Linked DNA regions of Homo sapiens: region 2 is linked to region 1. Evidence: chromatin contacts called from ENCODE Hi-C or POLR2A ChIA-PET data. All regions are on one chromosome and are shown on one strand. The core of a region is the stretch at or near the end of the contact, and the rest is flanking DNA. Distances in the headings are between cores, read along the strand shown. Region 1 holds the start of APOBEC2 (apolipoprotein B mRNA editing enzyme catalytic subunit 2). Region 2 overlaps FOXP4 (forkhead box P4).

The links. Hi-C counts contacts between places; a loop is a spot of excess contacts on that map. ChIA-PET counts read pairs that join two places held with the same protein, here RNA polymerase II (POLR2A).
Region 2: a map of HepG2 shows a loop between it and region 1 (3-fold over the local background). The contact joins the enhancer-like site here to the promoter of APOBEC2 in region 1. A Hi-C loop is called at or near these places in 1 of 168 maps with a recorded cell type or tissue (HepG2). POLR2A ChIA-PET finds 5 or more read pairs at or near these places in 1 of 52 experiments (activated naive CD4-positive, alpha-beta T cell).

Annotation. Positions count from the first base shown.
Region 1 is chr6:41,049,151-41,054,743 of GRCh38, reverse strand. It overlaps APOBEC2 (apolipoprotein B mRNA editing enzyme catalytic subunit 2), which reads right to left and starts at 1,542. Exons shown (of 3, transcript NM_006789.4): 1 at 1,266-1,542. The coding sequence starts at 1,396.
Region 2 is chr6:41,582,487-41,587,855 of GRCh38, reverse strand. It overlaps FOXP4 (forkhead box P4), which reads right to left. Exons shown (of 17, transcript NM_001012426.2): 4 at 2,965-3,087; 5 at 2,339-2,425; 6 at 700-847; 7 at 344-557; 8 at 1-63. Among named protein-coding and RNA genes, the nearest start is that of MIR4641, 14 kb to the left of the region's middle. RefSeq lists enhancers at 2,432-3,011, 3,012-3,591, 3,592-4,171. Within about 2 kb of position 3,060, at least 7 of the 41 ENCODE cell types and tissues checked have a DNase peak (open chromatin) inside an H3K27ac peak, as active enhancers do.

The DNA.
Region 1 (5,593 bases), core at 293-2,792:
CTTAGGCTTTCCCTGTGTCTATATTAATCTGTGCCCAGCTGCTCCCTTAATCCTAGGATGAGGGTGAGATTAGTTGGGTGGGCATGGGCAAATGGAAATTCAGGGGCTACTCTTGCCTCAGGAAATAGGATGCATTTTCCCTTAGGTTCTCTTGAAAATCAGAAAACATCTGAGCTGGAAGGGACCTTACTACTATAGATCTTCATGTTATAAGTGCTAAAACTGTGGCTGACTGGAAAATCACTTGTCAAGCTTGAAATATCAAGTCCAAATTGCCACTCAGGGCTTCCTTTCCCCCTTGAAAGCATCATGCCTCCTTTCTTCCTGAAACTTCTCTTAGTCTCGCACCCACTCTGCCTGTGGTCATTCCTGGAGACCCCATGAAGGGAACGTTTGGTTCAAGGAGGAAATATGGCCTCATAGATTCTCTTTTTATTCTTTGCTCAGGATTTAGAAGGGTCTTCCACTACAGGAATAGAAAGGGAAGAGGAAGAAGACTACTTAGTTTTATTCCTGGAGATGGCATAATCTGGATAAGACAGAGGTACCCTGCACACAGCCCCCTCCTTGCAGTCTGTAGACCCTTTTCTTTGGGTCCCAGTTCCTCCAGGCAATGCCTGAGCATGTTGGAACAGCTCCTGTGTCCATAAGCTCCTGGGCTGCGTTATCTGCATGTAATTTCTCTGTTTCTCTGTGGGACAGCCCCTGAGGAGACTCAAAAGATTTAATAAGAAAAAAGCTGCTTCTGAGTCTTGGGAAAGGATGGATCTATCTTTCCTGTCTTGGGAGCATCTACTCCAGGAAGAAGCTCTAAAGAAAGGGCTAGAGGCCTATGGCTAGCGGAGAGACCCACTCAGGAACAGAGAAGTTGAGGGGAAGGGTTGCTTTGAACGGAGCCACATATAGATGTGCCAGTCTCATCCTCTGTCCTCGCCAAACTCCCTGGGACTAAGCTTCTACCCAGAGAGGCAGGTGGCCATCCCAATACCAGGAGGCCTGAAGGGTGGTTTTATTCTCTGGGCTTTTGCCTCCAAGGAGCTCCTCCTACCTCTCCCTGATTAGAGAGCCCAAGGTGTCACCCTGAGAAGCCAAGAGAATTTGCTGCTGGGTCCCCTACCACCCCTGCCGGGCCCACTGGTGCACTCTCACTGCTGCAGGGTTGTAGCTGTCCCTGACGCCTAATATAACCATCCTGAATTTCCACAGCCTAACCCAAGGCTGCACTCTTCTAGGGAGCAGAACCCTGACCCACATCTGAGGCTTACCCTGTGACAATCTCAAAGGGCGGCAGCTCAATCAGCTCTTTCAGCTTCTCAGGGTCGTCCAGGTTCTCCAGATCCTCCCCATTCTGGGAGGCAGCCTCAGTGGCCACAGCAGCCTCTTCCTTCTGGGCCATGGAGGGGCTGTGGCTCAGGAGTCACTGAGGGAGAGGAGAGAGGCAGGCAGGTCTGGGCCAGGCCCTGGCGGCAGAGTCCCAAGCAGCTGTCAGCAGCTAAATCTGGCTGGGGATGACGGGAAAAGGACCCAGCAGGCCAGGCTTCGTGCTTTCCCCACTTAGCCACAGGCTTTATAGCCAAGGCCTCCTGCCCCTCCCCCAGGCTCTCTCCCTCTATCTTTTTTTAATTGAGTGACAGCGGGTGCTGGGGTGGGGGAATGGAAAATCTGGCCATTAGTATCCCCTATTTATCAGTAGGCAAAGACAGGAACCTGGCAGGTGGGTATGGCTTGGCCTGCTCTCTTCTCCCTCTCCCTCTCAGCTCACCTTATGTTCTCCCCTTTGTTTCCCACCCAAATTCCCTAGCTCCACTGGGGGAGAGTGTGGAAGGGGCCCCAGGGCAGGCATCCTGAGATTTAGGAGGGTGGCCTTCTGAGATTTAAACAGGAGGAGATGTGTGTTGAAAGGGGCTGACTGCAAAAAGACCCAGGCCATTTGCTTTGGGGGAACGTGGGTTCAGGAAAGGAGGGGTCCTGGCAGAGGTGGGATCAAAACTGACAATTTGGGGAGTAAGTGTGTGAGTTATGACTCAAAAGCGGTGGGTGCTGATTTGCCTGTTACAAAGCCATAATGTAATGTCAAATCGATCAGGAGCCTCCCTGAGTAACAATAGCTGCCATTTACTTAGCTCAGAGATTTTGAAACAGGCCAGGCAGTGGGTTTAGGGGTTTAAATGAAATCAGATGCATGCTTGCCACAGCCATGGGAGGCGATGTGTATTATCCCAAGTTACAGGTAAACTGAGTCACAGAAGTGTGCAGAGCCGGGATTAAAATGCAGGCTTTTGTACTTCAGGCCAAATATTCAACCTCCATGCTATGTGCCCTCACAGTCAGTCTTTTATTCTTCTTAACAAATATTTATTGAGTATCTACTCTATGCCAGGTGCTGTTTCAGGTACTGGGAATATGGCAAAAGAACAAAGCAAATGAAAATCCCTGCTGTGATGATTTGTGGAGCTTGAGGAACTGAACAACAAATAAGGTAAGTAAAATACATGGTCTATTTTGTGATGACAAGTGCCAAGGAGAAAAGACAGGAAATGGAAACAGGAAGTGCTAAGAGGTGGGGTTACGTACTTATAGGATGGCCAGGGTGAAGGACTTTGAAAAGGAGACAATTGAAGAAGACGTGAAGAAGGCAAGGGAACTAATCATTTGGTTGTCTAAGAGGAAAGCGTTCCAAGGAAGGGAACAACGTGAGCAAAGGCTCTGAGAAGGGAGCATTCCTGGGGTGTTTGAGGAACTAGCGAGGACATACATCTGGGTGACTGAAGAGTTCTAAGAGATTAAGCCAGAGAGATAACAAGGGTAAAAGGGACTGGGGCCTTATGGGCTGTCATAAGTACCTTGCTTTTTCTCAGACTGAGGTGGGAAGCCATTGTCTCTGAACAGGTGAGACAGGTGGTCTGAGCACTTGGGAAGAGCAGAGGCAGGGGACCAGTGAGAAGCCTACTGAGGCCAGAGAGAGATGATGGGGGCCCATAGAAAAGACCCTGAGCCGGAACAGCAGCAGAGGATGGCTAGATGATTTTTGCAGCTCTCATGATGGGTACTTAGCAGAGGCAAAAGTCTTCGTGTTTGGAGCAGTGCAAACACTCTAGGCCATTCTCAGGGAAGCAGAAGGAAGGGGTCAGGGTCACTTGTAGGTTGAAAATGAGGAACCTAAGAACACTGGGGAACGGATCTGAAAACAGCTCCAAATGGGTTTGGCTGGTGGGGATGAGAGGGTAGGGCACCCTTTGGAGGGTCTGACTAAAGAAGAGGAGTCAAGATGGTTTGGAAGATTTAGGGCTCACTCCTCCAGAGAGTCTGAGCAGCAGAGTGCTCTGTTAGTGTGATGCCCAGCATTTTGGTTTGCCAGTCATGGTTTCTTCCTGTTGTCCAGACATAATTACTAATAGCACCCCTTTACTCCCAAAGGTGTCCCGCTGTGGACAATAAATTATATGGTCCCCTACCTTTTGGATTTACTACTAAAAGGATTATTATTATTTATTTTTTGAGATGGAGTCTCACTCTGTCACCAGACTGGAGTGCAGTGGCACGATCTTGGCTCACTGCAACCTCCGCCTCCCGAGTTCAACCGATTCTCCTGCCTCAGCCTCCAAAGTAGCTGGGACTACTGGCATGTGCCACCAGGCCCAGCTAATTTTTGTAATTTTAGTAGAGACAGGGTTTCACCATGTGGCCAGGATGGTCTCCATCTCCTGACCTCGTGATCCGCCTGCCTTGGCCTCCCAAAATGCTGGGTGGCATGAGCCACCGCGCCCAGCCACTGAAAGCATTTTTATCTGGATCTTATTTTTTCAAACATTTTTCGGGGGGAATAAAGCACTGAGTAGAGATAATAGTGCCTGTGTCCACAATAAAAAGACAGTGGCAGCTGATAAACTGCAAAGAATGTTGTTATCACACAAACATACCACGTTTAAATGTAAAGAGTTTACTTCATTTTCTTGTTCAGTCAACATTTATCAGAGGTTCCTATGTTCCAGGTGCGGTGGTAAATACCAAGAGTACAGAGATAAATAAGGTGCTGGCTCACCAGGGGATCCCAGCTTTTATCATATTTGGGGCATTAATCAAGCATTCAAGCATGCATTATCTCATTTAGTCCTTACACCAGTCTCACATGGGTGTGAATTATGGGCCTCATTTTGCAAGTTAGGGACTTGTGGCTGAGAAAGGTGAAGTGATTTGTATAAGATCACACGGGCTTTGAGTTCAGGTCTTCAGAGCCCAAGTTCAAGTTTAGCCTATTCCCAGGGCTGCGCACAGCTACCTTTGATGAAACATCTCTGAAGCATTATAAATGTGCATCCCTCTCACACTTCCCAGGCCCAGCTAGGGTGATATGCTTGGATCAACGGAGGAAGAGTAAAATGTCTTGGGGAGGAAAGCAAGGAGGATGGATCCTTTCAGTTCACTGTTCCCCTGCAAGAAAGACTTCCTCCCTGAGGACAGGGCCTTCTATTTTGGCTGTCATGTATAACCCTGGATTAGGAGGCAAAAAATATTCTACGTTCATATCCCCATCTTAGCCCGATTCACTGTGTGATCTTGGACAAATCACTTGACATCTCTGAGCCTCCGTTTTCCCATCTGTGACACAGGCTGTGCTATTGATTTCTATTTCCAAATGGTCAAAGGGCAGAAAATAGGGCGCCGAGTGGGCTTGTGAAGACCACAGGTGAATGGCGTGTCGAGAATTTCCTGCCTCTCCCAACAGCTCAGAGTGAATGGTGCCCAGGTGGTCTCAGGCTGGTCCTTAAGAGTTGACCCCTTTCTTCTGTCTTACTTATAGACAGTTTTCCCTTCGACCTTTGGGAGAGGGTCCTGGGTCTGCCCCCAGACTGATGACTGACAGCTTCCTTTTTCACTGCTCCTTTGAGCCTTCCCCGTCTCCCAGCCTGCCATCCCTGGAGGCCCTCTGATCTGCTCTAGCTATTTATGGCACCTCCTGGGGGCCTGAATTCCTGGCTGGTCTCTGGCTCTTCTTTCCAAGTCAGACCAGTTTACTCTGCTCACCCCAGAGTGCAGCAACTAATCTGGGGGATCAGATTCCAGGAGCTTGACTCCTCTCCCTACAGCTGCCTCTATACTCTTCAGGGCTGGCACACCCCACACCCAGTGTTAACCCTATTGGGTAAGGTTCTATCAGTAGTCCCCCTCCTGCACAGGAGGATACTGGGCAGTAAGGTATTTCATTCAAGGTCACATGTGGAGTCAGTGGGGTGCTGGGATTTGAACCCATATCTGTCAGCTCCCAAGTTCCATGCTTCTCCTACTGTGTCATATTCCCTGGAATTTAGTAACAAGGAGAGCTGACATTAACACAGTCCTTGCTGCTGGCCTGACATTACTCTAAAATATTATGTAGGTTAACTCATTTATTCCTCACAAGGATGTTTGGGGTAGGTACTATTATTATCCTAATTTTTCTGGTGAGGAAATTGAGACCAGAGAGGTTAAGTGACTTGCCCAAGGTGATGCAGCTAGAGAGGGCAGAGCCATGTGCTTCCAGAGTCATGTTTTACCTCCTTCACCATTCAGTCTCAACTGCTGCCAGCACCCATGAGGCCCAGCTCTGGGAGAA
Region 2 (5,369 bases), core at 1,811-4,310, 530 kb before region 1:
GGCCACTTGCACTCTCCGTGTCCGTACAGGGGGTGGGAGCCGGGGGTCTCCTCGTGGGAAGAGCTGGGAGGACAGCAGGGAGGTGGCCGATCAGGGACCCTGAAGACCCCAGCGGCCCTGTAGTCAGCTGAGCACCAGCTCCCCTGCTGGTGACATTTCTGCCCCAATACAGGTTTCCCAGCGGCCAAGCACCATCTGTACACCCCGGGAGAGGGAGTGGAGAGGGAGTGAACCTCCGGTCCGTGGGCTCCACCCCCTCCCTCACAGTCAGCCCTCATGGGTGGGGGGCCAGGTCTACCCCCAGGCAGGCCTTTGATGCCCCTCCCAGCCTGGACCCCTGTACCTGTCTCTCCGAGATGTGAGCACAGTAGGCTGTCCGTTGGGCAGGGTATGGTGGGAGAGGGGGGGTGAGACCTTGGGGGGAGCGGCAAACGAGGTAGCGGTGGCGGCCGTGCCAGTGAGGTCCAGCCCCTCCTGCTTGACGCTGTCCTCGGCAGGCTGCCCGGGGGCACCCTCGCCCTTCCACAGCTGGGGCAGGTCTGTTGGGCAAACAGCTGCTGTGGGAGAGACAGGGGAGGCTGGCAGGGCCCCACGAACACTCGGCTTTCTACCTGGCCCCAAGAACAGGGGCTGCCAGCTGTTGCGTACAGGCAGGGCTGTGGGGTTGGGGCTGGGAGGGGAGGAGTGGCGGGTGCTCACCTTGCGGAAGGGTCTGGAGGGGCCCCGAGGCTTGGTTGGGCTGCAGGCTGACCAGCCCCTGCCTCTGCAGGTTGAGCAGGTGCTGCTGCTGCAACTGTTGCATTTGCAGGAGCTGCTGCTGGAAGGCCAGCTGCTTGTTCCCCAGTGCCTGGTGAGGGGCCCGAGGGGGCGGGCAGAGAGGGGTGCCATCAGCTTCAGGCATGCCATCTGGCCCCCACCCCGCGGCCACCCCCTCCCAGGGCCTGTCAGCCCCTGGAGCTGTCGTTGTGGCGTCTGCAGCTGCAGTGTCTCTGCTCCCGGCCCAGCTTCCATAAGGCTGCATGCCTCCTCGCAGTAAACACACGCATGCACGCACGCACGCACGCGCGCAAACACACACAGCCAGACCCAGACACGCAGCACGACGCCCTCCCTCCTCCCGCCTCCCTCCTTCCGCTGCTTCAGCTCCCTGCACCGCAGCTGTGCACGCCTGGGGGTGCCTCATCACAATGATCGATGAGCCTGTCAGATTCTGGGGGCCACTCCTGCCTGGAGGGCACCCTTCCCACATGCCCGGGGTGCCCCCTTCTGCTCTGGGGAGGGAGTTTTCTCTCCCCCAGCTCTTTTCCTCTCTTGCTTTTTAGATACAGAGAATCAAGGAGTCTGACGGGACTCACTGGGACCCAGGCTCGGAGAACAGTCACATCACCACTGCCCAGGCGCCCTGTACTCGTTGGCTCACCCACTCTACCTACCCCCACCCATTCAGTTCTTCACACAGGCACTGACAAGTCAGGCTGTCAGCAAGTCTCTCTTGAGCCCCATGAGCCAAGCATGTCCTGGGTGGGTTGAGAGGCAGAGATGTCTCTGCCTGCCTGCTGGGGGTGGGAAGCATGGGGTAGGGTGGGGGCTGGCTATTCAATAGAGAGACACAGGATAAACTTAGCCTAGAGATTTACCTGCTGATAACACAGCAATTACAAGACTGCTGAGGGGGAGACTGGGGGTGCTGGAGAATTCCTGGGTGTCAGGGCAGCCTTCTGGGAAGAGGAAACTTAGAGCTTGGGGCTGCGGTTGGGCAGCAGGAGAGATGCACAGGTCTGGGACCCAGGGGAGAAGGGCCTCCAGGGCCTGGTATAGAAGCTCCGATGGGGTAGGGGATGTAGGCTGGGGAGCTCTGAGAGGAGACCGAGGGGTGGCTGGGCAAGTCATAAGAAGAAGGGGAAGAAGCTGGGGGCAGGCTGAGGTAAGGGGAGGTGGTTTGCTGAGGGACTCAGAGATTCGCAGGACAAGGAGGGGAGGGCTGAGGTGCTGGGTCACAAAGAGACAAGGGGGCAGGAAGATGGTGCGACCACAAGGCACATGAGCGTGGCCCGGCAGACACCACACACGGGGGTGACACGTACACACCTGTCTACACCCATGTGCACAGAGACAACAACACGAGGCAAGGAGAGAAAGAATGAATGGGGATGAGGGGAGATGGAGACACGTAAGAACCACCATCCCCATTTCCCCCACACTGATCCTTGGTCCCCTTCCTCAGCCTTTTCTAGATTTTTCTACTATTCCTGCAAGGCAATTCCCTCCTGACCAGCTCTGGACACCCAGCTCTGGGCAGGGGGTGAGGGCGGTGGTGGGCCCTGGTACAGCCCCTTACCTCTTTGGGCTGCGGTTTCCCAGCCTGCTGCTGGGTGAGGAGCTGCAGGTGGAGCTGCTCCTGCTGCTTCTTGTAGTACTCCTGTAGCTGGGGGGGTGGAGGAGGGTTACCACTGGCAGGGTACTGCTATCCCCACAACCCCAGCCCTGTCCCATCTGGGCTCCTGGGGGCAGGAGAAGGGAGTTTCCCTAAAACATGGTCTGGCTTTCCCCAGTCAGCCTGGAGGGGCCCTGAGCAGGGTCTGGGTGCGGAGGGAGGGAGCAAGGGATGGAGGAGTTTCATTCCCACAGCTCTGAACCCTCCCTGCTTTTGGTGGATCTCCTGAGCAGGTCACAGGGGACAACGTGCCAGAATGTTCCAGTACTTTGCCCTTCCCTGTTCAGGAGATAGAAGTGGGGCCAGCATGCAGGGAGGGAGGACCGGGGAGTATTGTGGGGGCAGGGCCACCATAAGAGATGCCTGACCTTTGACCTCTCCCCACTACCCTAGAGGAATGCAGATCAGTCTGGCCTGAGCAGTCTCTCTGGTTTCTGGGACAGCTTGGGCCCTTGGTGAGGTGTAAACAGGGTGGGAGGAGCCAGGCCAGGCAGAGGAGGAGGGACCAGCTGCCCTGGGGCCAGACTCACCTGCTGGAGCATGAGGGCTTGCTGCTGCTGGAGCAAGGCCTGCAGCTGCGGGGGCGACAGGATCTGCTGCATCTGTTGCGGGGTAAGCATCTGCGGCGACATCATGGCCACCGACACAGGCACCTGCAGGATTCGGCCCGTTAGCCCTGTCCCCTGGACCCCAACCCAGGAGGAGGCACCACCCAGGGCCCCACTCTCAGCGTGGCAGAGTGGCTCCCAGGGAGGCTGCCTGGGTTCCAATTCTGGCTCTGCTGCCTGCTGGCTGTCTCTCTCTTTGGACAGTGACTTACCTTCCTGTTGTCTGTTTTCTTTATCTCTAAAACGAAAACAGTGATAGTACCTACCTATTAAGGTCACCATAAGGACTAATCAGTGAATACTTAAAACAAGGCCTGGCACACAGCAAGTGCACATAAGGGTTGGCTATTATCATAGGACGGGCTGTCCTTAGAGCAGGAAGATTAGGCTGTAGTGACACTGGTCAGTAGAACCCATGCTTTGGCTGGTTCCCCCCAGTAATGGGGAGGGACAGCATACCAGGCCACCCATAGTCTCACGCAGTCTATTTTGAGACCACTTCCTGCAAGGTAGGCCTGGCTGGGAGGGCAGTCTACAGCATGGGAAGGATTCAAAACGTGGCCCACCTTGCACGAGGACCTGCACTTTGTCTCCTCTCACACACCCCGGCACACCTGCCTGGACGGCACACACAGTGGCCAGAGGTGAAGCCCACAGAGCGCTCTTGGTGCCATCCTGGTCCTAATGTGTGTGCATGTGTGTAGCTATGTCTAGGGTGGGGTGGGAAGAATGGCAGGCAGGGAGTTAGCAGGGCAGGCTTCCGCTCCTAACTCTGCACTGAGCTGGCTGTGTGACTCTAGCAAGTCACTTGCCCTCTCTTATGTTTCGGTTTCCTCAAACATAAAACATAAGAGACTATGCTGTAAGAGATGATTCCTTCTAGGCTGGAACATTCAGGATTCTCAAAGTAGAACAGCTTTCTACCCCCTGCCCTGGGTCAGGCCTCTATAGAAGGCCCAAAGAATCCAGCTACAGGGAAAAGATTCAGAGAAAAGCAATGACATCATTCTCTTCCCAGCCCCACCTCCCCTGAACCCCCCAGGCTTGTGCAGTCATGGACAGGCAGGTCTCAGCTGCTATTTTGTCTTGTTCCTGTATTAGCAGGACAGGTGCTCTGATGGGGCTGTCTGCCGCCCCCTCCACTCTGTGACCCCATGCATACAGGACTCTTCTCTAATTTCCTCTCTCACTCCCAAGTTGTGGCAGAGTGCCTGGCACATGGTAGGTACACTAAGTGTTAGCCCCCCTGAGCTGAAATGCCTTCCCTGGCACCTCAGAGGCCCCTCTGCCAGCCCGGAAGCAGGAAGGGAAGGTTACAGGGCTAGCCCAGTCAGAGAGGAGTGCTGTGTAGGGACTTGTCCTAGGCTGTGACAGGCTAGGTCCTCAGGGGACCCTCTCCCAAGCCTCAGCCTCACCTGTGGGGTAGGGGAGGAGGAGTTGGATCTCTTTTCAATGCCTGGCAGAGGCAGGACTCAGCCTTGAACCACCCCTTAAGCCATGGATTAGGAAATCCCCAGGCAGAGAAGCAACCAGGGAGGTACAGTGAATCCAAGGACATTGGGGAATCCCATGGCTCCCAACACCTCTCGCTCACCCCATCACTGGCGGCTGTCCCTGCCCCTGGGCTTTACTCCCCTATCCCAGCCCATCTCTATCCACATGGGCCTGGGAGGGGTAACACCTAGCTCTTTAGTCATGGGCATACCATGTGAATGAAGGCTCCAAGAGACCTCTAAGCCAGTGGGGGATATGCCCTTAGGAGTGTTTTTTGTTCTTTGTTGTTGTTGTTGTTTTTTAACCTCATTTTTACCAATGAGGAGACCAGGAAAGTCTGGTGGCCTTAAGTGGCAGGGTTGGGATGTAAGCTGAGGTCTGCATACTCCATAGCTCCCAGGGTTTTCACATCCTATGCTGCCTGCCCCACCGCAGGGCAGGTCTTGGGAAGGGTTAGGGAGAGAATGTGGAGGTGGGACGTCCGGAGGCTGAGGGGGCTGATGAGGCTGAGATCCCAAAGGCTAACTTCCTACTCTACGGTTGTATCCTAGAAGGACTCTCTGAAAGCCAGGCTGCAGGGGTGGATGTGGTGGGCCTGGGGTTGGAGGCAGACAACGGCATAGACCCAACTCCAGAGCCAGCCCCTAAGTCTGTTGTTGGGTGTTCCAGAGGCAGCTGGGGAGGCTGCTCAAAGAAGGTGGGTTTTGCCATCCAAAGACATGGAACAAGTACCACTGTCCTTTCTTTCCTCCTCCCAAGGGGGTGCCCAACAAAGAGAGGCATCTTGGTGCAGGTGAGCTCAGAGCCCTAGATTTCTGGGTCAGGTGACCTTG